2 separate regions of the Mus musculus genome follow, and region 1 is linked to region 2. Evidence: chromatin loops called from intact Hi-C (ENCODE). Cell type or tissue: heart. All regions are shown on one strand. Links, peaks and the distances in the headings refer to the core of each region. The heading gives the core; the rest is flanking DNA. Region 1 has its middle 25 kb from the start of Gm40639. Region 2 holds the start of 4930431F10Rik (RIKEN cDNA 4930431F10 gene).

Region 1 (12,750 bases), core at 597-8,596, 260 kb before region 2:
CCTGGCTACCTCCAAAAGCCATCACCCTCAATTAGGGATGGAAGTCATGAGCCCAGAGTGTCCTTGAGCTTGAGATCTTCCTGAGGCGCTCCCCCACCCCACCCCGCAGTGGCTGGGCTTCTAGGCATCTGCCACCAGGGTTGGCTGCATGACTGCCATCTCTAGTGGCTGTGGCTGTGGCACAGAACTGCTAAAGCTGAGTGCATATGGTTACCCTGCACGTCTAACATGAACCACACCTCTGTTTCCTTGGTTCTGCTTGAGGTAATTTATTAAATCGCTTATTGATAAAAAGACCTGTAGCTGAAAATCAAGACCAGTCCTGGGGGGGGGGGGGGCTTGTCCAGGCCTTGTTTGTCTTTCTTTATCAGGTACAGATTGCAAGCAAGAAGGTGAAAAATAATCTCATTAATTTTAATAGGATATAGACTACATTTTTAAATATATGAAAAATGCTATTAATTAGTATAGTTTCCTTTTTTAGTGTTTGATCTGACTATACTTGTCTTAGAAAACCATTTAACCTCAAATTTAATTATGTTTATAATTATATATAAACTAATCTTAACAAGACCTAGAATATGTGGAAAGTCAATTTTAAAAAGATCTATTGCCAGCCTGATTCTAATTAATAAGAATAAATTATCAATTATAAAACATCATAGTACTCCCAGAGTGTATCTTTGTCAGGAACACATTAATATTGTACTCAATTCATTTTATCATTGTGGAAATCATTGAGTAAAATCATGGTGGAAAGTTATTTGGAAATATGTGTAAGGTTGAACTGTCAGAAGGAAAGAATTAATTAAGAGTGAAGAAGGAAAAAAAACATGCTTACATAGTCTTCCTATCTTTGTCTGGATCTTCTATTTTGTAAATTTTCATTGTTACTTTCAGCCAGCAGGTTCCTCTGTGGTCGTTATCATTTATTATCGCTTAGCACTCCTGTTTCAACACTGTAGTGAGATAGTGAAATGAGATTCGGGACAGTGCATACCAAAATGCAGAGTAATTTGAAATCTTTCCAAAATCAAGTAGAAATTAGTTGTGGGCTATCAGTGTGGGGAGGACACAGACTAGCAGCTAACTGAGAGCCACCTGTGCACATGTGCACAGCACACACGTGTCTCTGTGCTTCCGAGAAGGCAGGGAAGCATCCAAAATTAGCCCGCTGCTTCTGGTATTTGACTGACATCACTGACTACAATGGCAACTGGTGTTACTTAACGAGGTGTGGACCTGCTCAGTCAAGTTCAGCTGAGGGCTTACTTCAGTGGTGGTATGGCTTGCCTCCAAAGCACGTTCATGAGCGGACATTATTATTTCTCCCTGCATGTCTCAACCTATAGTGGGCTCAAAATGTGACTATCAACTAATGGAAATTCAGTTTATAAACATCCCCCTAGACACACACACACACACACACACACACACACACACAACTTTCAACTTGACACACCCACCACCACCACCACCACCACCACCACCACCACCACCACCACTACCACATGTATTCTAGTCCTCTCTGGGCTAACCAGGTTCCATAGGAAATCAAAGAGAATCCTAAAACATTAAAGTATGGGGGTTATTAGTGAGTGTCTTTATTTTCAATGTGCTTGTGTTCCTCAGACAGCTTGGGGCACCTGGCTGTCCTGTTAACTAGCATACTGAATTTTATGTAGGACGTCCTTGAAAGGCACTTTCACCTAACTCTTTGGCAGCCCCAGTCAGGTGGATGGCCTAATTTTTCCTGACTTTCACTTTGATAGATATAGTTTTGAAGGCTTACCTCCTCTTCCTCCTTCTCCTCTTCCCTTTTCAAATTCATGTGTCAAGCATGTCCCAACTGCTTTGCCCTTGCCTAGCTGCCTGTGGAGGGGAGATGGAAATTTCACATTTGAACCACATTGCCAGGAGCTCCTAATGAAGGGGCCCTGAAAGCTGCTGGCCCAGAGCCAAGTAGGCGCAGGCAGGAAGGGCAGTGTGGTCCTCAGGGGCTGGGGAGAGGGCATAGAGACATCAGCCACTCAGGTTCTGCGTGTCCCTTAGAGGAGACACAACACGTTCAGATGTAATATTTAAAATGCTGCCTTCTTAATTTCAAAGAAACCGTTTGGTAGCCTGTTAATCCCAATGCTTAAAATAATGACGCAATGCATTTGCTTTAGTTTAGACAAAACTCTCTTTAAGTGGCCTACTTTCATTTTCATCTGCACGAACAGTTTGTGGTTGTAATATTTGAGGTTTTAAAATTGTCTTAGTAAGGGAATACAGGTTTTTTTTTTTTTAAACCTGGCAAGCTTTTTTTCCCTCTAAATACCTTCACCTTGTTCTTATGACTCAAAGACTTACTTTCTCAGCCATGAAAGCTTCTTACAGACTCTGGCAAAGGGAAAGATAAACAGAAAACAGAAAAGGTGGCAAGCTTTGCAGAGTGTCAGATGCCCTGTACAGCTTGCCTTTTGTAAACTTCAATCATGGTGGTGTCTGTCTGAGAAGGAAAGACCAGGGAGTCCGCAGCTGAGGAGCCGAGTGTGCTGACACAGGATCACGTGCCACCTGACAGGGGACTGCTAATGGGTAGTGTGGGTTCTCTCTTTACCCCTCAGACTTCTCTTACATGATCACAGTGAGGCTGGAAGGTGAAGGCTAGGACAGATAGATTAATATGACAGCTTTTCTCCACAGTGAAGTCATTTGTTAAATAAAATCTCTGGGAAAGCTGACATCATAAAAGAAGTTAGATAGCTCCGGGAGGCAGTCACCACCCTCGATATCCTTGAACTCCAGAGACTTAATGATCTTCAAATAAGTAGTATTTAAACAAATCCCTTTTCAAATGAAGCAAAGGTCTGTTTATTTAATAATCACCATAAACTTTAAGTGGCAGAGAAAACTCCCTTGAATTGATATTTTGTAACAACTGTGTATACTGAGTAGGTGTTTGACTCCTAAAAGTTAAAGGTATTTCTGTTGTTGTGGTTAAATTCTGAATTTTACTGGCTAATCTGTGGGGATAAAAAAAAATAATTACTACTATGTTCAAATTTTGAGCATAAGTGGCCTTTTGTACATTCACATGGAGGGAAGTGGTGAGAGCGAGTTGTTCATCCCTGCAGCTGATGAGGACTGTGTGCACCCATATGCCCTCAAGGTATAAGCAGGACACCCACCACACCTTTATTCTAGTGCACAATGCACAGGGAAGCCTGTGACTCTGGAGGTTAGCATCTGCTCTGTGAGATGCCCTAGACATGGCTTGATGACTCTGTGGGGCTTTTCTATGCAGTCTCTGAAGTCAGACCACTCTGAGGCACATCTATGACAATGTGGTTGGTTTTTGTCTATGTGCAGATTCCTGTGTAGTTGGATTTGTTTGTTTGTTTGTTTGTTTTTTATGGGATTCTTTGAGAATTCAGAAACACACACACACACACACACACACACACACACTATAGATCTTTCTTGTTAGGGAGTTCCACAAACACCCTGAAGCCTGCATGACAACCCCTGATGCACATTCTTATACTTTAATTAATGAACTCATCGTGGATTATTTCTTTAATAGCCTTTCCAGGCTGTCTGCATTTTATTGCCACTTTTTGTCAAAGGAAACATTATTTTAAAAACAATTGAGCAGAATGAGAGTTTTTGAAAGGATGGAAGAAGAAACAAAGAAACAAACTTAAAATCCCAGCAGCTCCTGAGATTCAGTCCCCTTAGAAAACAAACACACTCTCTAGCAAGTGAAATGAGTCAGCACACTCTGTCTATGCTAATTTAAGAAAGGAAAATAAATTCTGAGTTCAGAACAGTACACCCCACTTTTCTAGGCGTTTCTGTCTCATTCTTCATTGAAGTTCTGATCTCTCCTGCATGATGGCCTCCGGCCTGCTGGTCTACCTACAGCTAGCTCCTCTTATCACAACACAGCACATTCTTATCTCTTCTCAGTAAAAACTACCAACTGGGTAAAAATATTTCTAACTGAATTCTCATTTAACATGTGAAACCGGCTCTTTTTCCTCCAGCCTGTGCAGTTTTTTCTTTTTTCTTTTCGGTTACAGGATGTTGTCCCCTTTCTTTTAAAAAAGATCTTTGAGGCATATAAGTTCTGAACTCAGAATTTATTTTCCTTTCTCGAATTAGCTGTAGCTAGAGTGCACTGAGTCATTTCACATGCCAGAGAGTGTGTTTGCTTTCCTCGGCGCCAGGTTGCCCTTTAGCATGCAGAAAGTTAAGAAGAAGGCAGTTTCACAACCCTCCCCTCTTAGCACCTGTCTGCAGTCTCACACCTGAAAATCAGCCTTGTCCTAAAGTGCTCATATGCTGGCCGGAAGTCCAATGGTCACCTCCATTTAAATGGCCTCTCTTCAGGTGCAGTTTTCCAATCTCCCACTAGTTGGGGCTCTACACAAAGAAAAGAAAAGAAAAAAGGAAATAAAGGGGCTCCACAGAATTATTTACTAAGCAAACACTACGCAGGAAGACTTTATTTTCCGTGTTCTTGAAAATACGACTGGTCATTTTATTTTGGTTCTAACACATCGACCACAGGTTTGTTTTGGGTTTTGGTTTTTGTCCCCCCCTCTAACTGCCCCCCCCTCCGTGGGTCAGTTTTATTTGCTCTTCATACCTTGATTTGAAAAGTCTGAACCAAGGTTACTACTGCTTTTGACATCGTTTAGAGGCAGTCAGCTCTCTCAGTGCGTAGTTGCTCTAAACTAGGAACGTGGAAAGTGCATAGACTGAACATTTAGCACACAAACTACAGCTCCACCTTCTCAGTAAGATTATTCTCTGCTCTGCTCTTAAACCCGCAGCACCAAATGCAGCTGATATTTTCTCTCTGTCTCTGTCTGTCTCTCTATGTCCCCGTGGGGCCCCCTCCTCTCTCTCTCTCTGTTTAGTCAGGATGAAAGATCCCCGTGGATAGTCACAAATAATCAAGATCCTCCCGTGCGGTCCACTGGCGCTCAGTTTTAGCTTTGTTTGTCCGGTCTTTCTCCACCTCCCCGGAGATCCTTTGGCAAATCAGATAAACAATGCCTTTTTTGCTTAAGGCAGAAAGAACAGTTGAATACAATGGGAGGCCAGACTTGGCTGAAATGCTGGCTGCAGGTGCTCTCAGCATTGTGGTCATTTAAACCAGATGCTGGGGAGTCGAAGCACCTGCTTCCCCTCTCTGTGTACACTTGAGAGACTGTGCTCCTGCGTAGGACAGGTCAGCGCATGGCTAAAACGAGTGGTGCCCCACAGCAGCATCGTTCTGGTTCATAAGACAGTTGGTACTAGGAAGAGCTTCGTACAGAGCCTGTTTAATCCTCAAACATATGTAGTTTAATTCAATATTCTTCTCTCTCCATTTCCAGACATACCATCACTATTCTGTATACACAGACAGACAGACAGACAGACAGACAGACAGACAGACACACACACACACACACACACACACACACACACACACACACACCTCTGCAACAGAGTCTACTTAAAGTAGACACTCAGATACAACGTTATTTTTCTCTGGTTTATATTATCTAGCAGGAAAGACTGACTAGGAACAAGAGGGTGATGATTTTTATGGTTCTGATAAAAATGAGACAGATGCCGAAAGCCTTGCATAGCTCAGATTTTATGAACATCTCTACAGCCATCATAAATCTATGGACAATCCACAATGAACATTAAATTGTGTACCTTGAATGTTGAGCATTAAATAAGAGATCAGGGTGACACTGCTTGTGTGTGTGTGTGTGTGTGTGACTAGACTAGATTCAAAGCTATAAGAGACTAGTTTGGTATTTTTGTACTAAAATTATTCTAAAGCACAATATTGCAAATCTAAATATGAATACATTAACTTCAGGGATATGTGAAAGTATTCAGAGTGTTTGTGGTATAGCTGTATGAGTCAGGCCTTGCCCTGATGTTAATATTTTAATTTCAATTTAAATATTTCTTTTCATCATAAATTCATTTTGGAACAGAGTCAGTTCTTCACAGTGATGCAGAGGGATTTTTTTTTTTCTTTCTTGTATTTATGAACCATGTTCTTCAAAGTTCATCGAGAAAGCTTTTGTCTTGAGAGCTGAGGTCCTTTCTGGAGGTTTCTGTGCAAACACACCAGTACTAGGGCTGAGGTCGGATGCCTGGAGGAGAGTCAAATAGAGGCCTTTTCAAGATCTCTAGTCCACCCTTCCCAAGAGAAACTTGTTTCTCATCTGTAAACCTCTCCTGGTCAGGCTGTGCGAAGAAATACTTTAATTTTTTTCCCCATAGCTCTTAATACACGGATATGGATTCTTTTCTGTGTATATGGTGGTAGAAATGGAATCCAGAGCCTTGTGCATGATTAAGCATATACTATACCACAGACCCACACTGTTAGCTTGTGACTATGTCCTTACTGCTGCCTGCTGAGGTCTTTGAAATGAAAAACCTTAAAAATGTTTCTAGGTTTGCAAGGACAGGAAGGGTGGCAGAATGGCTGAGGGTAACAAATCAAGAGAGCTAGTGGGGTTAGCTTGAGATGAGGGTATATAGTGCTGAGAAAGCATGCTTTGAAAGAAACCAGTCACAATGTGTTTTATTTTGTCTTGTTTTTTAAAGGAGGGGGTATATCTCTTTTTCTCCTCTTGTGTCTACATTCTTCTGGGCTAAAAAGTCCGTAGAGTGATTACCAAGATGTAGGAGAGGGGAGAGGGGAGAGGGGAGAGGGGAGAGGGGAGAGGGGAGAGGGGAGAGGGGAGACAGAGTCAGAGAGACAAAGAGACAGAGAGACAGAGATAGAAACACCACACAGGGAGAGACAGATAAAAAGACACACAGAGAGACAGACAGACTCAAAGGGAGGGACATACGGAAGAAGACATGAGAAAGACACACACACGAGAGAGAGAGAGAGAGAGAGAGAGAGAGAGAGAGAGAGAGAGAGAGAGAGAGAGAGAAACTAGATATTCCAACCTGCAGATGTGTGCTGCAGCAGTCTGTCCTGGGGAAATCGAATGGGGTAGAGAGGATGGCTTAGCAGAGATGACTATGGGAAGAGAGATTACAACCTCAGCTAAACCTCGACTCTTGTATTTAATATCTTTGGAGCTGTTTTCACTTATCTGTGTGACTCTCTTTTGTGCTCTTAATTTCTCCTTGAAGTTCTGTATCTAATCATTAGTTGGGCAACCAATAATTCTCCCTCAGCCCCCACCCCTTTTTACAACCAACTTTAATCTTTCGACTCAGTGAAAAACATGTTTCCCCTATCATAACTGGTTTAACAAAAATTCTCTTTCAAGTTTAGATTACTCAGATACAATGGCTTTCCTGCAGCGAGCTCTGCAGAGAGGAATTTACATCAGAAAGGAGATTTATGATAGCCTGAAATTTCCATTTGAATATGGAGAGTTAATAACACGCATATGGTTTTTTTATTATTATTATTTTAAGGTTTAAGCTATGCCATAGGCTAAAGGAAAGCTGGAAACTGCGGGGCTGGCAGAGCTCAATGAATAATTTTATCTGGATTTCATTCACAAACAGCAGCTTGCTCCTCGGGAAAGGACCCGAGTGAGCGGCTCTCTCCCCAGACCGGAACTAAAGTGAGTGCCAGGATTTCCTGATTTGTTTACATTTCTCAAAAAACTTTTTTCTCCCCACCGGACCAGGCCAGAATTAGACTTCCTTTTCCACTTTTGGCTCCTTCCAAGCTATTCTTGCTCAAGGTATTCAGCCCCCTTTCCCTGCATTCTCCTTTGTGGAAGTCTCAGCTGGCTTCTTTGTCTCACAGAAACACCGGAGAGGCAATGAAAGATGTGGGCGGGAAAGTAATGGCCTCAGCGAAAACAATAAGCCCACCGAAGTTGGTTTTTCCTGGACACAGCACAGTTTGCCCATCTTTAAAAAACTACTGAGAGTCTCTCACGATGCCTGGAGGTCATGAGACAGCCATATAAAATATATCCGGTGGCCTTGCTATAGTCCTTCAGCTCTGCAAGGCGGGCCTGAAGATCAACTCTGCACCCTGCTGATGGACCTGTCAGCCAGAGGGGCGTCCTCTGTAGTGGCCAGGCTCCTAGGACACTGGCTGGGACTTCTATTCTGTCCTCTTTGCTGGTCTTGATCATCTCTAATTGTCACAAGCTTATTTGGAGATTTTCAGTGGTGTCTGCGGGGGGGGGGGGGGGTGGGGTGGGGGGTGGTGGTGGTGGTGGTGGTGGTGGTGGTGGTGGTGGTGGTAATAACACCTTTCTAAAGAGAAACACAGGTGTGCTCAGTAGTCAAAATGATATATACAAGTCAATCAGATATCATGGGGACCCAGAAACAAGGAAAACATAGAGGAAAAAAAAAGAGGGGTCCATTGCCAGGTGTCCTCTTCTGGTTAGAAGCATTTCTGATTCTGTTTTCTTTACGCACTTGTTTCTAAGGCTAAAGGCCTTTTTTAGCTTCCCTGGTTATATCACCTTTCTTTTAAAAGTCATCTGTCACCCTAGCCCTAGACAGTATTGGAGCTCATTCTTGCCTGGGTTCCTTAAGGCAGTCAGTACCTTCCTCCTTCCTGATTGTTGTCCTGGAAATCTCACCCAGCTCTTAGCAGAGAGTCAGATAGCCTGAAATTCCCATTTGAATATGGAGAGTTAATAACCTTGCCTTGGGTGTTGCGGTGAAAGGCAGGTTGTTCTAGGGCTGTTAGTGTTATAGCAAAAGAAAAAAAAACTTTTTAAAAAATGTAATATATTTATTTTATGTGTATGAGCACACTGTTGCTCTATTCAGACACACCTGAAGAAGACATTGGATCCCATGTACTGATGGCTGCCAGCCATGTGGTTGCTGGGATTTGAACTCAGGACCGCTGGAAGAGCAGACTGTGCTCTTAACCACTAAGCCATCTCTCCAGCCCCCCCCCCCCGGGGGGCGGGGGGAATCTTGAAATGAAGGAATGGGTCCCTCATTACTGAATGTATGTGATTGACGGAGGTGCCTGATGAGTTCCTTAGCTTCCAGTGCTCCTGGAATTAAACTGTACTGAGGAGAGCACTAGGTGAAACCCACTTATTTTCCTTAGACTCATTGTGTTGGACTGATCTTTCCCCACCTGCTTCAACAGGCCAGGCTCAAAATCAAAATGGAGTTACCAGGGCTAAGATCATCAAACTGAAACTGAAACAAAAATTAAAATGATTACACACTAATTTCCTGAACAGGCAGTTTTAGTTAGCATGAAAAGGTTTAACCCTTTACAGAAAAAAAAAAAAAGCCTAAAATAACCTGAGATTAGCCATCAAACAAACAGACAAAGTTTGTTTCTGCTTTATTCTGTCTATAAAACAAAACTCCTCTGCTTGGAACACTTCCCTTTTATGGAGTGAAGTGTTGTTTGAGTCCAGAATAATAAATAGAGCCAATTAAGAGCGTTACATTGGCAGAGGATGTAGCTTAGTTGGGGAAGGCCTGAGTTCACTGGAATCGGAGCTGGTCTGTGTGCTAGCATTAGAAACGGCTCCGAGTTCTGACAGCATCGCCTTTGCCTTGTAGCTGCTCCTCAGGGATTTGGCCTCTCACATGAAAAGCACCCTGGCTACTCTAAGTGAGGAGATCTGAGTAGCTTCACTTTCTAGGCCCCCATTTCTGTCTCGTTGCTGTCTTAATTCATATAGCCACAAAGTCGTTTTTTTTCAGCGAATAAGATGTAAAAATACATCAGTTTTTACAAACAAAGATTTTTCTTTTAATAATTGCCACACTTTTATTATTTCAAATTTGTACGTGGGTAGGAGCATCCAAAGGCGGTCTAGGGATGGCTCCAGGGTTTTACAAAGGGCACCTTGAACTGGGACACTTGGAGTCTATGGTGCCCACGAGCGCTCAGTAGTCTTCATTGCACACTCCTCTGGTTGGTTCCTCAGGAAGTTGTCAGCACTCCCTCTCGCTGCCTTTTGAGATGCTCAAGGAGGGTCAAGGGGAGTTGCAGACAGTCTCTGTACTCTGGCTCCAGCCAGCCTGAAGAGAGGGGAGAGGCAGCTAGCTGTTTGAGTAGCAAATTTCTATGGGCATACAGGCTTTGTCTAGCCTGTGTTCTCCTTCTCTATTGTGTAGCCTGAATCCCATCGTCGCCTGAAGCAGCGTCTGGGAGAATATGTCATGTGGGAGAACAGGGGTAGTAGTGAGACCAGCACGAGGATTTGGCCTTCCAGACAAATGTCTATGCCCCACCAGGGACCGCTGAATGGAAAGGGTCCGTTTTCAAGGAGGGAAAGTTAAGACACGTAGGAAGCATTCGACTCACCGCTCAAGGCCACTCTGTGATTCACTGCGTGAACAAGATGAGGACACTGAGTTTCCATAGGGACCTGGGTGGTTCTGAGCCAATGGCAGAACTTTCTTCCCTAGTCTTTATACCCCACCTTACTCAGCTCTGGGTTCCTCTGCCCACCTGCAGGAGAGCAAAGGGCTGGGGAGATGTATATTTCTATCACACCCACCTGCCTCAGGCAATCCTGTTATCTCCTGCCAGTGTATGACTGGCAGTATATGACTGTATGATATGATAATCTAAACTTTCTATGACTTCGGGGATTCCTGGGTGAGAACGCTCGTCAGAATGGCTCTGTTGAAGTGATAGAAATAACTCCGAGACAAAAGGTGTGTGGATGAATAGTGAAAAAAAAAATACATTAAAGGTCTGCTCACTCATTAAGAGACTCCTCAAAGGCCTGGCAGCGGCCAAGACTGTCCTTGTAAGCAGCTCTCACCTACTTTCTGGTCTGTGTCTACTCAGCTCTTTAATCGTACACGTTTCGCTATTAGGGTTTCCTGCTACACATTCAGTTTTCAGTTACAGATTTACTGGCTGACTGCTGTCTGCTGGGAGGTTACAAGAGCTTCATTAGCTTTTCAGGAGGAGGGGCAGCAATTCAGATAAATTCCACTGCTCCTTCGCATAAGATCATCTGGCAATATGAACAAAACAGGAAGGTGGTCCATTTTGAACAAACCTTCTGGTTAAAAGGTTTCATAAATTAAGCAAGCAAAATAAACAAACAAAAAAAGTCCCAGACAGACAGACAGACAGACAGATGATTTCCAACAACATGGCATTGGCTGGAATTTATGAAGTTGAAGAGTTCAGACTTTGTCCAAGTCAGTGACTGATAACTGACAGCCAGCTCTTTTCCTCTTTCTCAATAGTGAATGGGACTCTCTTTTAAGGGCTTCTATTTTATTGTTTAAAATTGGAACCGGCACAAATTCAAAGCAGGGTGAAAGGAAGTTTCCAAAACAATGGCATTGAGATTCTCCCAGGGCCTTTTCAATGGTGAGAATTTAGCGCACCTGAGAGGCCAGACTTCCAGTAGTGGCAGCATGCCTGTGAGGATGGCGTGTTTGCAAACTAACTCCAGAGAGGCAGACTCCTTCCTGAGGCCGAACAGTCACAGGGATTACTTTCTACTTTGTCAAAAATGCAAAGAACATTTTCCAGGGACTAAGGAACACTCAGGGGAAGCAAGCCTTGCTCATAAATGAGAATAAGCCCTCAGCACAAAGCCTCAGGGACGGCCCCCGCGTCTTTTCTCCACACAGGTTCTGTTTTATATGCATTTCATACATTTGGTCTTCACAGAAGTATTTTGGGCGGGTGTATGATCTTCAGAAGATTATTTTGTTTTACAGATAAAAACACAGGGAGTTTCAGCCACCTGCCTAAGGTCATGGCCTAGGGAGTGGCGAAGTCGGGGTTTCAATTCTGACAATCTCATCTAGTGCCATACTGTGAGCCCCTTGACAATCTCAGACAGGGGACTTGTGTACACTCAGGGATCTCAGGTCCTGGAGACTCAGTGTGATGTGGTCTGGGATCCAAAGAAGCCCCAGTATGCTTTAGTTTTAAAGAAGAACCTTCTTTTGTTCTGCCACTGAATAATGAGGCAAGCAAGGCAAGTGCAAATTATTTTATACCTACTTATGTGTGTGCGTGTGTGTGTGTGTGTGTGTGTGTGTGTGTGTGTGTGTGTGTGTGTGTGCACGCGTGCGTGTGTGCCTGGGACAACCTGTGGAAGCCGTGTTCTCTTTTTCTACCATGTGTATTCTGGAGATGAAACCTATTTTGTCAGATTTGGCAGTGAGTGCCTTTAGCCACTGAGCCATTTCTATATTCTCAGTTCTATTATTTCTATTTTCAACTGGCCTGTTTCTGAAAAGCCCTGGGAGTGGCTTCCATGTAAATACCTATTTGTCTTCTAGGTCTCTATGGAGCTCCAGTCTTGTTTTTCTCTTTTTCGTAAATGTTACTGCTGATTTCAGTTTTCATGTACCCCAAATATCAGCATGAAGTTTTCCAGCCCCACCTGGAACCAGCTTTTCCTTTAATCTCTCTCAACTGTAATGTGTAGTCACCAAGACTCTCCTGCTCAGGATAAGCCATACTGCTCAGGATAAAGCGATACTACCATCTTTCCCGAATTGTCCTTTACCTCTGTTTCTAGCCCCAAGCAAACAAGCAATTGAGTCTCTGCTGTGTCTGCTTCTATTCATTCCTATACGGATGAACCAACTTTCCAATGCCATATTTTTCATTACATTTCCAATAATATTTTCTACTTTTAGGTATTCATTTGGCCCTACATAGTGATATTTGGTTAAAGATGGGATTTAACATCTTTGGCAATATTTTATTATTGTTGTTGTTATTAATGTTAACATTGATGTAATTATGTTCCAGAAAGTGTCCTAAGTTGGAGACAC
Region 2 (16,326 bases), core at 3,941-11,940:
AAAGAAAGGAAGAAATGCAGTCTTCCTCCTACTGCATATAAACCTGGGTCCAAGAGCTTTAGTTGAACATAAGAATCCCTCCAGTATCACGTGTGTGGTAGTTCCAAGCACCCTGGTCATCTGTACCAACTCCTGCATCCCAGCATGCACTTAGTAGGCTTTTGTTCTTGTGGAATGCTCACCATCAGAAGAGACAACTTGGACTGTCCAGTCCTTCTATGAAGAAATAAAAGATGGAGGTGTGGCAGATAGCAAGATTTCTCTCTCAGAAACACTTGGGTTCTTGCTGGGGGCAAGATGTTTGAAAAGTACCATATAAAACTCTTCTTTCTATTCCCAAATCAGCTTCATATGCTGGCTGAGATGGAAGTAGGGCACTGTTAAAATTAAACACAGTTTTGCCTTTCAACGCAACAGAGGCATAGCTGACTCATCCTCCCTCTCTCTCTCTCTCTCTCTCTTCCTCCCTCTCTCTCTCTCTCTCTCTCTCTCTCTCTCTCTCCCTTGCTCTCTCTCAGGAAGCCTGGCATTGAGAAGGATTTTCCATTGTGAGTGTTAAAGAACTTCCTCAGAAATTACAACTGTTGTGACCTCTGTGTTTCCACCGATAGATAAGACACGAGATGAAAGTATGAAAAAGCAAGCCAAATCCCCTAGGCATGGCTGCATCAGAACAAAGCCATTATGTTGTGACAGTTAGATTTAAGACCCATGATGCCACCCTGGGAAATCTGCAGTCTGAGCGTTGCCCAGACTCTGCAAGCCTCCTGGGGCCATACCCAGAAACCGGCCTTTATGCCTCGGTGCGTGCAGTGTCGTTTGTGAGAGTTCTGCCCACAAAGCCATCAGATGGTAACAATTTTCAGTCACTTCCAACATGAGTTGGTTTTGAACTTTAATATGCAACCTAATTATGACTGCAAACACTTTGTTAAGCAAACAAACTTCAAACCCCTTTAAGGAAAAAAAAAAAAAAACAAACCCTAGCTCTTCTCTGGTCATTCTGTCTTGTACAAAGGCTTTAAAAATAAAACTCTGTAGGGAATTAGAGAATCCAGGGATTTAAAAAAAAAAAAAAACCTGCCCCAAATTAAGTGGCTTCAATGTAATCAGTACTTGAGCACCAAGTATCTGGTTTTTTACTTCAAATCAAAATCTGGAAGCTAAAGCATTCTATTTCCTATCCCTCCTGCTAACTGTTCACCTTTGACTCAAGACACACAAGTAATCTCATTCGTGCTCTTAAGTCATCCAGAGAAATAGACTTTTTCATTTGTTCCCCAATTGTTCTTTGTGTATGAATTTCCTCTTTTCAGATCCCGAAACACATGCCACGGGAGGTCCTGCTCCCTTCAGGTTCCCTCACAGGAGCCTCTTTCCATCCTTCTTGGTTACTTTATCAAGAGCAAGAGTCATTATGTAGCAAATGGAAATGGCCAGATAATCCCTGTGGAGTTCAAACCAAGGGGGCAGTGTGAGGAGGTCTTGGGAATGGGAGTCCGGACCTCCAGACTCCATCTGTGGTCCTCTCCGTCCCCACACACTTACTGTGTCCAGAGTTTTTCCATGCTCTCCATTTGCCTGAATAATGGTTTCTAATATCTTCTTTCATTTTCTGGTTACTGCCCCAGGAAGGAGCTTAATGCATAGAGAACAAATATCTGATTTGTAGATGAACTTTTTGAAGGGAAATACATAGCGGTGTAATACCAAGCAACCCTTACAAAATGTAAAAGGCATGAAGGGGCACCCTCCCACAACCCCAAGGTTCACCTCAAGAGACCCTGAACCCCACATGTGTCAGCACCTCAGTTCTCCTCAGCCTCACCTCTTTGTGAACATGGGAAACTGTGGAGGCCAAACTTTTACTGATGACAAAGCAGGTAAGAAGACTGTTCTCCTGGGAAAACCTGTGCTTGAGAGGCTGGGCTGTGATCTTGTGACAACTGTTCTTGTCCACTAAATGCCTAACCCTCCTCGGTCAGATGTGACGCCAAGGCCCGGGGACATGCTCATTATGGAGACAAACTTTTACACCAGCGGAAATGAGACTTTTGCTACTTCTTGAGTGTAGAATTTTTCAGGCAGGATAGAAACCCCACCTGAAGAGGCGCCGTGGACAGAGGCCGTAAAAAGGCTCCTTCCTTTCCAAATGGACTCAGACATGCGTAGAGAGCTTCTCCATGCTGCGCCTCAGCAGTGACTGAAATTGTGCTGGTTCGCAGATATTTGTCATGTGAAGCCCATCTGGATGGAAAAATTCTGGTAACAATTAAAGAGTCCACCAGGTCTCCAGACTCCATTAAGATGAACCCTGAGTTAAAAATTAACTGCTCTTCCCTAGCCATGCTTTCTGGGTTTCCTGTCCTCACACACGGAGATGGAAAACAGTAGGAGTCTAATGATTAGCCACAGAATGGAACCCCTGGACTGGGGCTGCCGTGCTCTCTAGGAAAGTGGGATCAGAGGATGGAAGTAAGGTCTAGCCTAGAATCCTCATGAGAAGGTGCTGCAGTCTCCTTAACAGTCTGTGGTCCCTGCCCATCTACTGTCAACTTTAACCTCAGCCAAATTACACCATTGATACTTCTATCTTCTTACTTTTTTAAATATTAAATTCTTTGTCATACTCTGAAAAAGATCGTTTTGGTTTTTTTTTTTTTTTCTGGTTCACCATCATCCTTTATGCCTATATAGCTACACAAAAATCTGCTCAGAATAATTTGCCTTAATAAATCATTTCAATTTAAGAAGAGCCTTAGAAAATGAATACAGTATTTAACATCTACTGCACATCAACATTCTGTAAAAGAAAAATATGCTTTCCCTTCTGAAAAACAAATACACTATGTGCTGTTTGGCTTGGGGCATTTTGGTTGAGACTGCAGAGGTATGTTGTAAGTTTTAATACAGAGGTTTTCCTATTAATGTTGAATGAACTGGTAGGGATATATGGCAAAGGGTTCATTCATGGAAATGGCTATTTGATGGGTCATAAAGCTAATTAAAACCAAATTTTGGCAACAGCGTTCAGGATGTGCATGGCCAACTCTGTTTTGTTACACCACCCCAAATGACTCTTTCATGTGGGAAAATATTTTCACTTCAAAAAAAAAATACAGGAAAGTTTAATTGATCTAGGCAAACAAAACAGTCAGACAAATTAGCACATGATCAACTCCTAGGATCTAAAGCAAATCAGGCTATAAAATCTAAAGGAAATGCAGCAGCTTTAACTTTCATTGCTGTTTCAAAGTTAGATCTTAGGGAATTGGTGTACATGAAAAAAGCTTAACTATTGTGTGGCCAGGATTCCAGAGACCAGAGCTGTGGTCAAGAGACTGACAAAAACAAACAAACAAACAAACAAACAAACAAACAAACGAAGAGTCAAGCATGATGCTGGGCGGTGGGGGTAAGGAATAAAGGAGAGGAGAGGGCACCAATTTGGACTCAAATAAATCTGTCTACCTGCAATAACACCAAGGAATCTCAGAACCTTGTTTTAAAGATAGTGAAAATTAGTAGGCAAACATTTGAATCATAGATGTTATTCAACAAGAGTTTTTTTTATAGAGTCTGAATAGTTGGAGAGGAAAAATTCTGATTATTCTCATTGCCTTGGTCCATACTTTTCCTTATGCCCTTGCTCTACGAAATATTTATCAGGATTCTTCTGAGAAGCAAGCAGTAGTGCTGTAAGTTTCTTGTCGTCATGCAGTCTGTCATAAACCATCACACAAATAATTATTTTACCAAAGTGGTGAGTAAAGCTTAAAAGGAAGCTCTGACATGCCTGTGAGTATATGAGAGGGATATATAAATGCATCTGGAGGTCTGAAGTCAAGCAAGCCACCGGTGGATGTGAGGTTACAACAGAGAATTAGCAGAGGAAGAAAGAGAAAATGAAATTCCAAGTGGGGAGACACTGGGAAGACTCCCAGGTAGAGACATAAGAATGAGCATGGTCCAAGATTTCATGAAGCATAACAGAAGCAAAGGAACAGAGAAAGTCACAGTATGATTACAGAGGTGGTGAGCCAGAGATGAGTTGGAGAGGCAGCTAAGAACCAGGTCATAGAAGAATGGTAAAGTTCTGAACATTCAGCAATTTAGACAGGTGCAGATCCGGCCAACCAGAAGGGACAACAGTCGTCAACAAATCACGTGGTGCAACCAGAATGACTGGCTGGCCATCAGCCCAGAAGGAAAGGGCTTGTAGGACATGTTTTACATTCTCTGCTTAATACCTCGTACAAGACAAGAACAAAACATTGAAGTATCTTCAATAAGGAAGCTTCAGAATCTAATATGAGTCAGACTTGTTTTCTAGAGTGACCAAGGGGCAGGGGATAAATTATTTTCAGCTTACCAAGGAGCTACCCCTGTATCAGAGACAGTGCTTTGAGGACTGGGGAATAAGATGAAGGTCACAGAATGCAGCTCTCGCTCTAAGGCAGCTTACAATAGCGATCATTCAGGTGCTTTACTTGAGCAAAGAACATTCTAGATGTCCTTCAGAAAAATGGAGAAAACTGAGCATCCTGCCCAAAATCTACTTCTCTCTCTCTCTCTCTCTCTCTCTCTCTCTCTCTCTCTCTCTCTCTCTCTCTCTCTCTCCTTCCGTGGCTCTGCATTACAACTGAAGGACTGGCCAATAAAACATTTAATCATGCAGATGCTTGTTCCCCTTGCCCTGTACGTACGTACGTATGTATGTATGTACGTATTTACGTACATACATATGATTTGCTCCCCAAACAGAAAGCAAGTGTCCTCAAGGCCTATCATTCCCACTGAGCCATCTACTTCCCACTTGTACCTCTACCCGCCCAGACTAGCAGCTCATACCTGCATGAACCAGCCAGAAGTCACCTTTTTCTAAAAGTCCCCACTTGTTCCTTAATCTGGGTATCACCACCCATAGTAAACACTGTCAGGAATCACTCCTGTGGGTACCACCTCATGTGTTGACCAAGGAATCCATTTAGGAAATGATCTAATAAATCTGTCCTGCGACAACAAGCTAGTGTCAAACGCTAAAGATCCACAAGAAACTAATCCCTGCCCTATCATTTTCTAAGTATAAACTTCATGAAAGGTATGGACCCACAGACAGGACAAAGGTATTGTTTTAAACAAAGTTAAGAGTGAAAAATTGTCTAAATGTTAAAGTTACTGCCATTAACTGGCATCCTACTAAGATATTTAATGTGCATTTACTATCTGAGACTCAATGGCTCTCTTGGGAGGCAGGCAAAGGAGAAACTGAGCATTTCGCTCCTGAGCACCTACGAGCTGGAAGGCTGGCCCATTTGCACACAGCCTTGGCAACCAGCATGATGTAGGGCCATCAAAGTGCAGATCTTGTCTCTGAGTGATGTGGCTTTTGATTCTCTGTGACAGTAAATTTACTATGTCAATGTAGCTAAGCTACAGGACAAAGATATTTGCTAAAACAAACAAACAAACAAACAAACAAAACCCAACAATAACAAAAAAACCCCACCAGTCTTGATATTCTGTAAAGGGATTATTTTTTATATATTGATATAACCAACACTTTAAGTTAACAGTCTTGAATGAAACGCATCACCCTCTCTCATGCGGTAGGTCTCATCAATCAGTTGAAGGAAAGCCCTAAGAGCAAAAGACTGCCTCCAGGCTACCTTTAGGACTCTAGCCTCAACATGAACTCACATCTAGATCTTAAGGCTAACACAGCAGGGGCCAGGCCTGTAGATTTCATGTTTGCCAGCTCCCAGTTATGTGTCAATCACTTAGAGAGTGAAAAGAGGGGAGAAAGAAGAGAGAAGAGAGATAGGAAGAGAAGAAGAGAGGTAGAGAGAGGGATGAGGAATTGAGTGGGGAGGAGAAAGGACAGAGAAGGGGAGGGTTAAATCCTATGACTAAATCCTATTGCTTCTATGTTTCTGGAGACTCAATACATTCTCTAAACGCCAGTTTCCTCATAAACTCTCAATGACTCACAACTAAACAAAATAATTCATGTCAAGTGCCTAGTCCAGGGTCAGACAGATGGTCTGGTTCATGAACTTTCATTATTATTAATTTATGGGAGAGAAACTTGAACACACCGCTCTGCTTGTTGCTCTATTACTTATTGCTTCCCCTGCCCACGATATTCATTCTTATTCTCTCTCTATGCCACCCCCGCCCCCCGCGTGCACACTCCATCCCAGGTGAGAAATAGCAGCCTAGGCTGGGGGGAGCTTTAGATGCCACTGAGCACCGTGAAGGCCAGTGCGAAGACTCTGCTGGATGGAGGGCGGGGACCCTGTGTGTTATTGCTTCTCAGTAATTGAAGTTGGTTGCTTTGCAACCCACATAAGCTATTCCCTCTGCATCATGCACCAATGGTGTCTTGAAATTTCTATCTGATTCTTCCATATGTGCCTCCCACTCCCAATCTCCACTCTTTTTCCTTGGTCTTACTTTAGCAAATCACAGGGGCAGGAGAGACTGAGAGGGAAACATCTGTCAATGACAAGTTTATCAGGTCATTATCTAGTCCCAGGTGGGTCACTGTTTCAACTTAGCTAAAAGAAAGAGCAGATACTTGAGATGACATGGACAGAGTAGCATGGTCTCCCAGAGACAGAGGGTCCTGTACAGCAAGCAAGGGAGTCTGGCTACCTGTGGCTAACTTTTGGTTTCAAACATGTTGTTAGTACATCCTGCCATTTTAGGGGTTTCAAACAAGTAGACTTCCCATGATATTTGGATCCAAGAAAAACATCTGAAAACGCATTTGTGGCTAATTGAAATGGCTTTGGGCATTTTAAATTTCCTTCCAGCTGGGCAATAGACAGCCTCCCTGGCTGAAAGGACAGAGCAGGAGAAAGATGGAAAGCTTACTCCTTCATATCTCTAACAGATCTACCAGGAAGCATCTTCTTGTGTAACGCTGAAAGAAACTCAGGTCTGAGGATACAGACATCACCAAGAGCCTCACATATTGCTTGCCAACACCAACAAGTGCTCGGGAGAAATCACATTTAGTTCTAGAAATGTGAACTAAATTGGTGAATAAATGGTATGGATTGTGGGAGCTTAAACCTCTCCCAATGGAATGCATTTCTGTAACTAATATTGTAATTTTTAGAAAAATCTAATAAAGTTGATTTGACAAAGATCACCTTTGGGACTTGCATAAGTCATCTGAAATCCACTAGCTAGCTCACAGTGTACTGAGATAAGACTGAGCTGGCTCAGAATCCAGATGTGGGTATTTTCTTTGTTACTGCCTTCATTGGCTATACACACATAGAATCAAAACCTGTATGTGGATAATTTCTCACCTATAAATTCCACTGTGGAGATGTATTACCCAAAACAGATATGTGCTGAAAGCAAGCATTGTTGTTGTTGTAGTTGTTGTTTATTTTTAAATTTAGCTTGTTCAGGTAATCAGCCAGCTGCCTCTTAAACAGCACCAGGTAAATTAACCGTAATGTCAGAAGCACTTGCCAGCCCTGAGCTGTCATCTGGTGTCACAAAGCGGTCCTATTTGAAACTGCCCCTGCTTGCCTGGCCATTCTTTTTGTTTTGTTTTGTTTTGTTTTTTGAGACAGGGTTTCTCTGTATAGCCCTGGCTGTCCTGGAACTCTCTTTGTAGACCAGGCTGGCCTCGACTTAGAAATCCACCTGCCTCTGTCTCCTGAGTGCTGGGAATAAAGGTGTGCGCCACCACCGCCGGGCCATTGCCTGGCCATTCTTGCTTGCTGCGTCATGGTTGCCCAGCCCAGGGAAAGAATTTTTCAGATCCTCCCTTTCAACCTCCTGTCATATACTGTCCCCAGAGCATGTCCACAGTGTCAAAGAGGCTTTGGGCTGTGTGGCTTAGCTATCAGACCTACACTGAGTTACTCATTTATAGATCTGAAGCTGAGAAGTTCATGGTAAGTATGTCAGGAGGGCTGGTTCTAGGTTCCATGGCCACAGGTATCTCTTGCTTTTAGATGCCATGTTCCTGTGCCTTCACACCATATGTCCTGCATTCCTCTCTCCAATTTTTCCCTTTTTTTTTAATAAGAATACATGTCATACTAGATGACAGAATGCTCCAGTAACCTAACTGTCCATTGATTACCTCTGTCAAGACATTATTGTCAAATCCAGGCATGGGAGCACAGATGTGTCTGATCTCTGGACTCAGGAAGCTAAGGCAGGAAGATCACGAATTCAAGATCAGCTTAGGCTACAGAGAAAACCAGTAAGACTACATGTAAAGCACCTAACTGTCAGGATGTTGGCATCCTTTGGATGAACACGACTCATCCCTAACACTGGGTCATATGAACACTCAGGTTCACTCATGTCAAACCCTGGAGTTCATCAGCACTATAGGCCTCTTAGTCGTTCCAGACCTGCATTCCTTGGAAACAAGAGTGACGGACCCAACAACTTCTTCCTCTGAGACAAGATACTGCACCAGAATCACTGCTGTTTTTAAAGTGTGTTATGTTTCACCTCTAAGCAATGGTTATGGTGACACAATGAACATTTCCAAACCTGAGGGAGCTACCCAATAAGGGGACATCTGTCAACTTCCATCACCCTTGAAATTGCTACATAAAAAGGTTAATACTAATTGTTTGGACCATATCATAAAGTTACTATAAAAACCACTTCAAGTAGTAGAAATGTGCTGAGCATGCACATAGACATACATATACATGTACAGAGACACATGCACACACAAATATGTAGACACAGACATAAATACAGCATACACACATATGACACACATGTACATATACATATATACACATTTATTTATATACATGGAAGCATACCAATTAACAAGTTCTAAAATTCACCTCAAGTATAAAACCCTGTTATAGAACACAGTTTTGTAAAATATTTAATTCAAAATAATATTTGAGTGCTGAGGTCTATGAATGAAAAAGAAAGTAACAATTCTTGGGGAGAAAGCATGAGGTTTCCCTTCATTGGGGCTTAAACTTGATGCTTTCCATAACCAAAATTGACTGCAAATGTTTGTCTGCAAAAGTTGGTCCACAGTAAGAATTTAAATGTATTTCTTTGAAAATGTCTTCATACTCAGAAGGTGATTCTTGTGTGTGGCATTCATGTCCCTGACCTTGCTGGCTGCAGGACAGCAGTGCAATCACCTCTGGCTTCATTCCAGCAGCTGAGCAGGCAATTGTAGCACAAAAGCTGCTGGGACAATGGGTAAACAATTGGGTGTGACTTGGCCTCCAAAGAACTTCACTACCAACAGTGACATTTGAATTTCATATAATTTTCACTCGTCGTGAAGTATTATTTCTTTGATTTTTTTAAAAAAACAATGTCAACTACAAAAACCATTCTTTACTCACAGGCCACACATAAACAAGAGATTGGCCTGATTTGGTCTGAGAACTATAGCTTCTTTAAAAAAAAAAAAAATTAGGTAGTTTCTTCATTTACATTTAAAATGCTATCCCAAAAGTCCCCCAGACCTCTCCCCCACCCACACACTCCTCTACCCACCCACTCCCATTTCTTGGCCCTGGTGTTCCCTTGTACTGAGGCATATAAAGTTTGCAAGACCAAGGGGCCTCTCTTCCCAATGATGGCCGACTAGGCCATCTTCTGATACATATGCAGCTAGAGACATGAGCTCCAGGGGTACAGGGTAGTTCATATTGTTGTTCCACCTATAGGGTTGAAGACCCCTTTAGCTCTTTGGGTACTTTCTCTAGCTCCTCCACTGGGGGCCCTGTGTTCCATCCAACAGCTGACTATGAGCATCCACTTCTGTGTTTTCCAGGTACTAGCATAGCCTCACAAGAGACAGCTATATCAGGGTCCTTTCAGCAAAATCTTGCTGGTGTATGCAATGGTGTCAGCGTTTGGAGGCTGATTATAGGATGGATCCCAGGGTATGGCAGTCTCTAGATGGTCCATACTTTAGTATCAGCTCCAAACTTTGTCTCTGTAACTTCCATGAGTGTTTGGTTCCCAATTCTAAGAAGGGGCAAAGTGTCTACACTTTAGTCTTCGTTTTTCTTGAGTTTCATGTGTTTTGCAAATTATATCTTGTATCTTGGGTTCTCTAAGTTTCTGGACTAATATCCACTTATCAGTGAGTACATATCATGTGAGTTCTTTTGTGATTGGGTTACCTCACTCAGGATGATACCCTCCAGGTCCATCCATTTGCCTAGGAATTTCATAAATTCATTCTTTTTAATAGCTGAGTAGTACTCCATTGTGTAAATGTACCACATTTTCTGTATCCATTCCTCTGTTGAGGGGCATCTGGGTTCTTTCCAGCTTCTGGCTATTATAAATAAGGCTGCTATGAACATAGTGGAGCATGCGTCCTTCTTACCAGGTGGACATCTTCTGGATTTATGCCCAGGAGAGGTATTGTGGGATCCTCCAGTAGTACTATGTCCAATTTTCTGAGGAACCACCAGGCTGATTTCCAGAGTGGTTGTACAAGATTGCAATCCCACCAAAAATGGAGGAGTGTTCCTCTTTCTCCACATCCTCGCCAGCATCTGCTGTCACCTGAATTTTTTATCTTAGCCACTGTGACTGGTGTGAGGTAGAATCTCAGGGTTGTTTTGATTTGCATTTCCCTTATGATAAAGGAGACTGAACATTTTTTCAGGTGCTTCTCAGCCATTCGGTATTCCTCAGGTGAGAATTCTTTGTTTAGCTCTGAGCCCCATTTTTAATGGGGTTATTTGATTTTCTGGAGTCCACCTTCTTGAGTTCTTTATATATATTGTATATTAGTCCCCTATCTGATTTAGGATAGGTAAAGATCCTTTCCCAATCTGTTGGTGGCCTTTTTGTCTTACTGACAGTGTCTTTTGCCTTACAGAAGCTTTGCAATTTTATGAGGTCCCATTTGTCAATTCTCTATCTTACAGCACAAGCCATTGCTGTTCTTTTCAGGAATTTTTCCCTGTGCCCATCCATATCTTTGAGGCTTTTGCACACTTTCTCCTCTATATGTTTCACTGTCTCTGGTTTTAAGTGGAGTTCCTTGATCCACTTAGATTTGATGCAGTACAAGGAGATAAGAATGGATTAATTTGCATTCTTCTACATGATAACTGCCAGTTGTGCCAGCACCATTTGTTGAAATGTTGTCTTTTTACCACTGGATGGTTTTAGCTCCCTTGAAGATCAAGTGACCATAGGTGTGTGGGTTCATTTCTGGGTCTTCAATTCTATTCCATTGGTCTACTTGTCTGTCGCTATACCAATACCATGCAGTTTTTATCACAATTGCTCTGTAGTACAGCTTTAGGTCAGGGATGGTGATTCCACCAGAGGTTCTTTTATCATTGAGAATAGTTTTTGCTATCCTAGGTGTTTTGTTATTCAAGATGAATTTGCAAATTGTACTTTCTAATTCGTTGAAGAATTGAGTTGGAATTTTGATGGGGACTGCATTGAATCTGTAGATTGCTTTTGGCAAGATAGCCATTTTTACTATATTGATCCTGCCAATCCATGAGCATAGGAGATCTTTCCATCTTCTGAGATCTTCTTTGATTTCTTTCTTCAGAGACTTGAAGTTCTTAACATACAGATCTTATATTTCCTTAGTTAAGAGTCACACCAAGGTATTTTATATTATTTGTGACTATTATGAAGGGTGTTGTTTCCCTAATTTCTTTCTCAGCCTGTTTATCCTTTGTGTAGAGAAAGGCCATTGACTTGTTTGAGTTAATTTTATATCTAGCTACTTCACTGAAGCTGTTTATCAGGTTTAGGAGTTCTCTGGTGGAATTTTTAGAGTCACTTATATATACTATCATATAATCTGCAAATAGTGATACTTTGACTTCTTCCTTTCCAACTTCTATCCCCTTGATCTCGTTTTGTTGTCGAATTGCTCTGGCTAGGACTTCAAGTACTATATTGAATAGGTAGGGAGAGAATGGGCAGCTTTGTCTGGTCCCTGATTTTAGTGGGATTGCTTCCAGCTTCTCACCATTTACTTTGAGGTTGGCTACTGGTTTGCTGTAGATTGCTTTCATAATGTTTAGGTATGGGTCTTGAATTCCTGATCTTTCCAAGACTTTTATCATAAATGGGTGTTGGATTTTGTCAAATGCTCTCTCAGCATTTAACGAGATGATCATGTGGTTTTTGTCTTTGAGTTTGTTTATATAGTGGATTACATTGATGGATTTCTGTATATTAAAACATCCCTGCATCCCTGGAATGAAACCTACTTGGTCAGGATGGATGATTGTTTTGATGTGTTCTTGGATTCGGCTAGTGAGAATTTTATTGAGCATTTTTGCATCGATATCTATAAGGGAAATTGGTCTGAAGTTCTCTATCTTTGTTGGGTCTTTATGTGGTTTAGGTATCAGAGTAATTGTGGCTTCATAGAATGAATTGGGTAGAGAACCTTCTGTTTCTATTTTGTGGAATAGTTTGAGAAGAACTGGAATTAGATCTTCTTTGAAGGTCTGATAGAACTCTGCACTAAACCCATCTGGTCCTGGGCTTTTTTTGGTTGGGAGCCTATTAATGACTGCTTGTATTTCTTTAGGGGAGATAGGACTGTTTAGGTCATTAATCTGATCCTGATTTAACTTTGGTACCTGGTATCTGTCTAGAAATTTGTCCATTTCATCCAGGTTTTCCAGTTTTGTTGAGTATAGCCTTTTGTAGAAGGATCTGATGGTATTTTGGATTTCTTCAGGATCTGTTGTTATGTCTCCCTTTTCATTTCTGATTTTGTTAATTAGAATGCTGTCCCTGTGCCCTCTAGTGAGTCTGGCTAAGGGTTTATCTATCTTGTTGATTTTCTCAAAGAACCAGCTCCTCCTTTGGTTGATTCTTTGAATAGTTCTTCTTGTTTCCACTTGGTTGATTTTGCCCCTGAGTTTGATTATTTCCTGCTGTCTACTCCTCTTGGGTGAATTTGCTTCCTTTTGTTCTAGAGCTTTTAGGTGTGTTGTCAAGCTGCTAGTGTGTGCTCTCTCTAGTTTCTTTTTTGAGGCACTCAGAGCTATGAGTTTCCCTCATAGAAATGCTTTCGTTGTGTCACATAAGTTTGGGTATGTTGTGGCTTCATTTTCATTAAACACTAAAAAGTCTTTAATTTCTTTATTTCTTCCTCGATCAAGGTATCATTGAGAAGAGTGTTGTTTAGTTTCCATGTCAATGTTGGCTTTCTATTATTTATGTTGTTACTGAAGATCAGCCTTAGTCCATGGTGATCTGATAGGATGCATGGGACAACTTCAATATTTTTGTATCTGTTGAGGCCTGTTTTGTGACCAATTATATGGTCAGTTTTGGAGAAGGTACCAACCATGAGGTGCTGAGAAGAAGGTATATCCTTTTGTTTTAGGATAAAATGTTCTGTAGGTATCTGTTAAATCATTTGTTTCATAACTTCTCTTAGTTTCACTGTGTCTCTGTTTAGTTTCTGTTTCCACGATCTGTCCATTGATGAAAGTTGGGTGTTGAAGTCTCCCACTATTATTATGTGAGGTGCAATGTGTACTTTGAGCTTTACTAAAGTTTCTTTAATGAATGTGGTGGCCCTTGCATTTGGAGCATAGATATTCAGAATTGAGAGTTCCTCTTGGAAGATTTTACCTTTGATGAGTATGAAATGCCCCTCCTTGTCTTTTTTGATAAATTTGGGTTGGAAGTTGATTTTATTCTACATTAGAATGGCTACTCCAGCTTGTTTCTTCAGACCGTTTGCTTTGAAAATTGTTTTCCAGCCTTTTACTCTGAGGTAGTGTCTGTCTTTTCCCCTGAGATGAGTTTCCTGTAAGCAGTAAAATGTTGGGTCCTGTTTGTGTAGCCAGTCTGTTAGTCTATGTCTTTTTATTAGAGAAGTGAGTACATTGATATTAAGGAAAAGTAATTGTTGCTTCCTATTATTTTTGTTGTTAGAGTTGGCATTCTGTTCTTGTGGCTGTCTTCTTTTAGGTTTGTTAAAGGATTGCTTTCTTTCTTTTTCTAGGGCGTAGTTTACGTCCTTGTATTGGTTTTTTTTCCCCCTGTTATTATCCTTTGAAGGGCTGTATTCGTGGAAAGATATTGTGTGAATTTGGTTTTGTCGTGGAATACTTTGGTTTCTCCATCTATGGTAATTGAAAGTTTGGCTGGGTATAGTAGCCTGGGCGGGCATTTGTGTTCTCTTAGGGTCTGCATAACATCTGTCCAGGATCTTCTGGCTTTCATAGTCTCTGGTGAGAAGTCTGGTGTAATTCTAATAGGCCTGCCTTTATATGTTACTTGACCTTTTCCCCTAACTGCTTTTAATATTCTATCTTTATTTGGTACATTTGTTGTTCTGATTATTATGTGTCAGGAGGAATTTCTTTTCTGGTCCAGTCTATTTGGAGTTCTGTAGGCTTCTTGTATGTTCATGGGCATCTCTTTCTTTAGGTTTGGGAAGTTTTCTTCTATAATTTTGTTGAAGGTATTTGCTGGCCCTTTAAGTTGAAAATCTTCATTCTCATCTACTCTTATTATCTGTAGGTTTGGTCTTCTCATTGTGTCCTGGATTTCCTGGATGTTTTGACTTAGAATCTTTTTGCATTTTACATTTTCTTTGATTGTTGTGCCCATGTTCTCTATGGAATCTTCTGCACCTGAGATTCTCTCTTCCATCTCTTGTATTCTGTTGCTGATGCTCGCATCTATAGTTCCAGATTTCTTTCCTAGGGTTTCTATCTCCTGCGTTGTCTCACTTTGGGTTTTCTTTATTGTTTCTACTTCCCTTTTTAGGTCTTGTATGGTTTTGTTCAATTCCATCACCTGTTTGGTTGTGTTTTCCTGTTTTTCTATAAGGTCTTCTACCTGTTTAGCAGTGTTCTCCTGTATTTCTTTAAGTATGTTATTAAAGTCCTTCTTGATGTCCTCTACCATCATCATGAGATATGCTTTTAAATCTGAGTCTATCTTTACGGGTGGATTGGGGTATCCAGGACTGGCTGAGGTGGGAGTGTTGGGTTCTGATGATGGTGAGTGGTCTTGGTTTTTGTTAGTAAGATTCTTAAGTTTGCCTTTTCCCATCTAGTAATCTCTGGAGTTTGTTGTTATCGTTGTCTCTGGTTGAAGCTTGTTCCTCCCGTGATTCTGTTAGCCTCTGTCAGCAGACCTGGGAGACTAGCTCTCTCCTGAGTTTCAGTGGTCAGAGTACTCTCTGCAGGCAAGCTCTTCTCTTGCAGGGAAAGTGCACAGATATCTGGTGCTCGGACCTACCTCCTGGCTGAAGATGAAGGCCCGAAACAGATGTAGTCCGCACTCTCACCTGTACAGACTACTCTCTGAGAGATCCAGGACCAGAGATGGCTCCCCCAGGTGCTCCGGCAAAGTCCTCCCGGGTAAGGCAGATACCTCTCCTCTGTCAGGGAAGGTGCCCGGATGTCTGGAGCCAGAAATGGGGTCTGCTCCAGAAGCTGTGTTGCTTCCGCCTGTCCCAGAAACTGTGTAGCTTCTGTAGTCCACACTCTCACCTGTGCAGACTAGTCTCTGAGCGAACTATAGCTTCTTATTACAACTATAATTGAGTCTTGGTGTGCATGTGTATGTGCGTGCATGTACATGTGTGCGTGCATGTGTGTGTGCGTGTGTGCGTGTGTTATTGAAGGCAAGATCTTGCTACATACCTCAGCTGGCTTGGACCCTGTGATCCTCTTTGCTCTCTTTCTCAGTGCTGGGTTTACAGGTTATACCACCATGTGTATGTGAGAAAAATTATTAATATTCCTATTGAGGACTGAGACATTTCTTTATTTAGTTTTCATCAGTCTGGGCAATAATTTCCTTTTATGAATGTGACATGTTTGCTTTATTTGCAAACTGAGTTGTGTGTTTAAATTATTTCCACAGTAGTGTACAAAAGAGCTGACTGTACACTGACCTTGATTAATCTCTTCAGCAGTGTCTCCCAGTGTGCTAAATCAACCTTAGATATTGGAAGTGGCTTATTCATACTAGACTCACAGCTTTCACACAGAACTTACATGGTTTCTGAACTGGTGCTAGCCTTTGACCCTCCAGGAAGCCTTCTCCACTCTGATTTTGACATCTTCTGCTTTTCCTTTGAACTCCTAGTCTGTATTTCAGGATGTGATACAGAACACTTGAGAGATGCTCATGGTAGTTTTGTTCTATTCAAGCACATGGTCAAAGGTAGGCCAAAAAGTGCCTGGTGTTAACCTTTATTTCTCTTTACCCTGGGAGCTATGGATCTCTCACAGATGCCAGGCTGTGGACTTCCAGATAGGCATGCAAGGCTATTCACTGACACCTGGTGTGGAAAACTTTCAAAAGGCTAAAAATAAG

Evidence for each region. Hi-C counts contacts between places; a loop is a spot of excess contacts. Peaks named below come from ENCODE experiments on the same cell type or tissue, not always from the same donor. Only the 100,000 strongest peaks of a DNase experiment are listed, where the experiment ranks them.
Region 1: a loop joins it to region 2, with 2.2 times the contacts of the local background. A loop is called at or near these places in 4 of 42 quality-filtered maps.

The regions. Positions count from the first base shown.
Region 1 is chr10:44,992,655-45,005,404 of GRCm38, reverse strand. No RefSeq gene overlaps it. Among named protein-coding and RNA genes, the nearest start is that of Gm40639, 25 kb to the left of the region's middle. In heart, for the core only: a CTCF peak has its summit at 4,395; DNase peaks (open chromatin) are centred at 5,144 and 7,614; H3K4me3 peaks cover 1,865 bases; H3K27ac peaks cover 1,789 bases.
Region 2 is chr10:44,737,260-44,753,585 of GRCm38, reverse strand. 4930431F10Rik (RIKEN cDNA 4930431F10 gene) reads left to right here and starts at 14,686. Exons shown (of 2, transcript NR_166081.1): 1 at 14,686-15,362. It also overlaps the pseudogene Gm18250. In heart, for the core only: no CTCF peak of the experiment used is centred there; no DNase peak of the experiment used is centred there; H3K27me3 peaks cover 466 bases.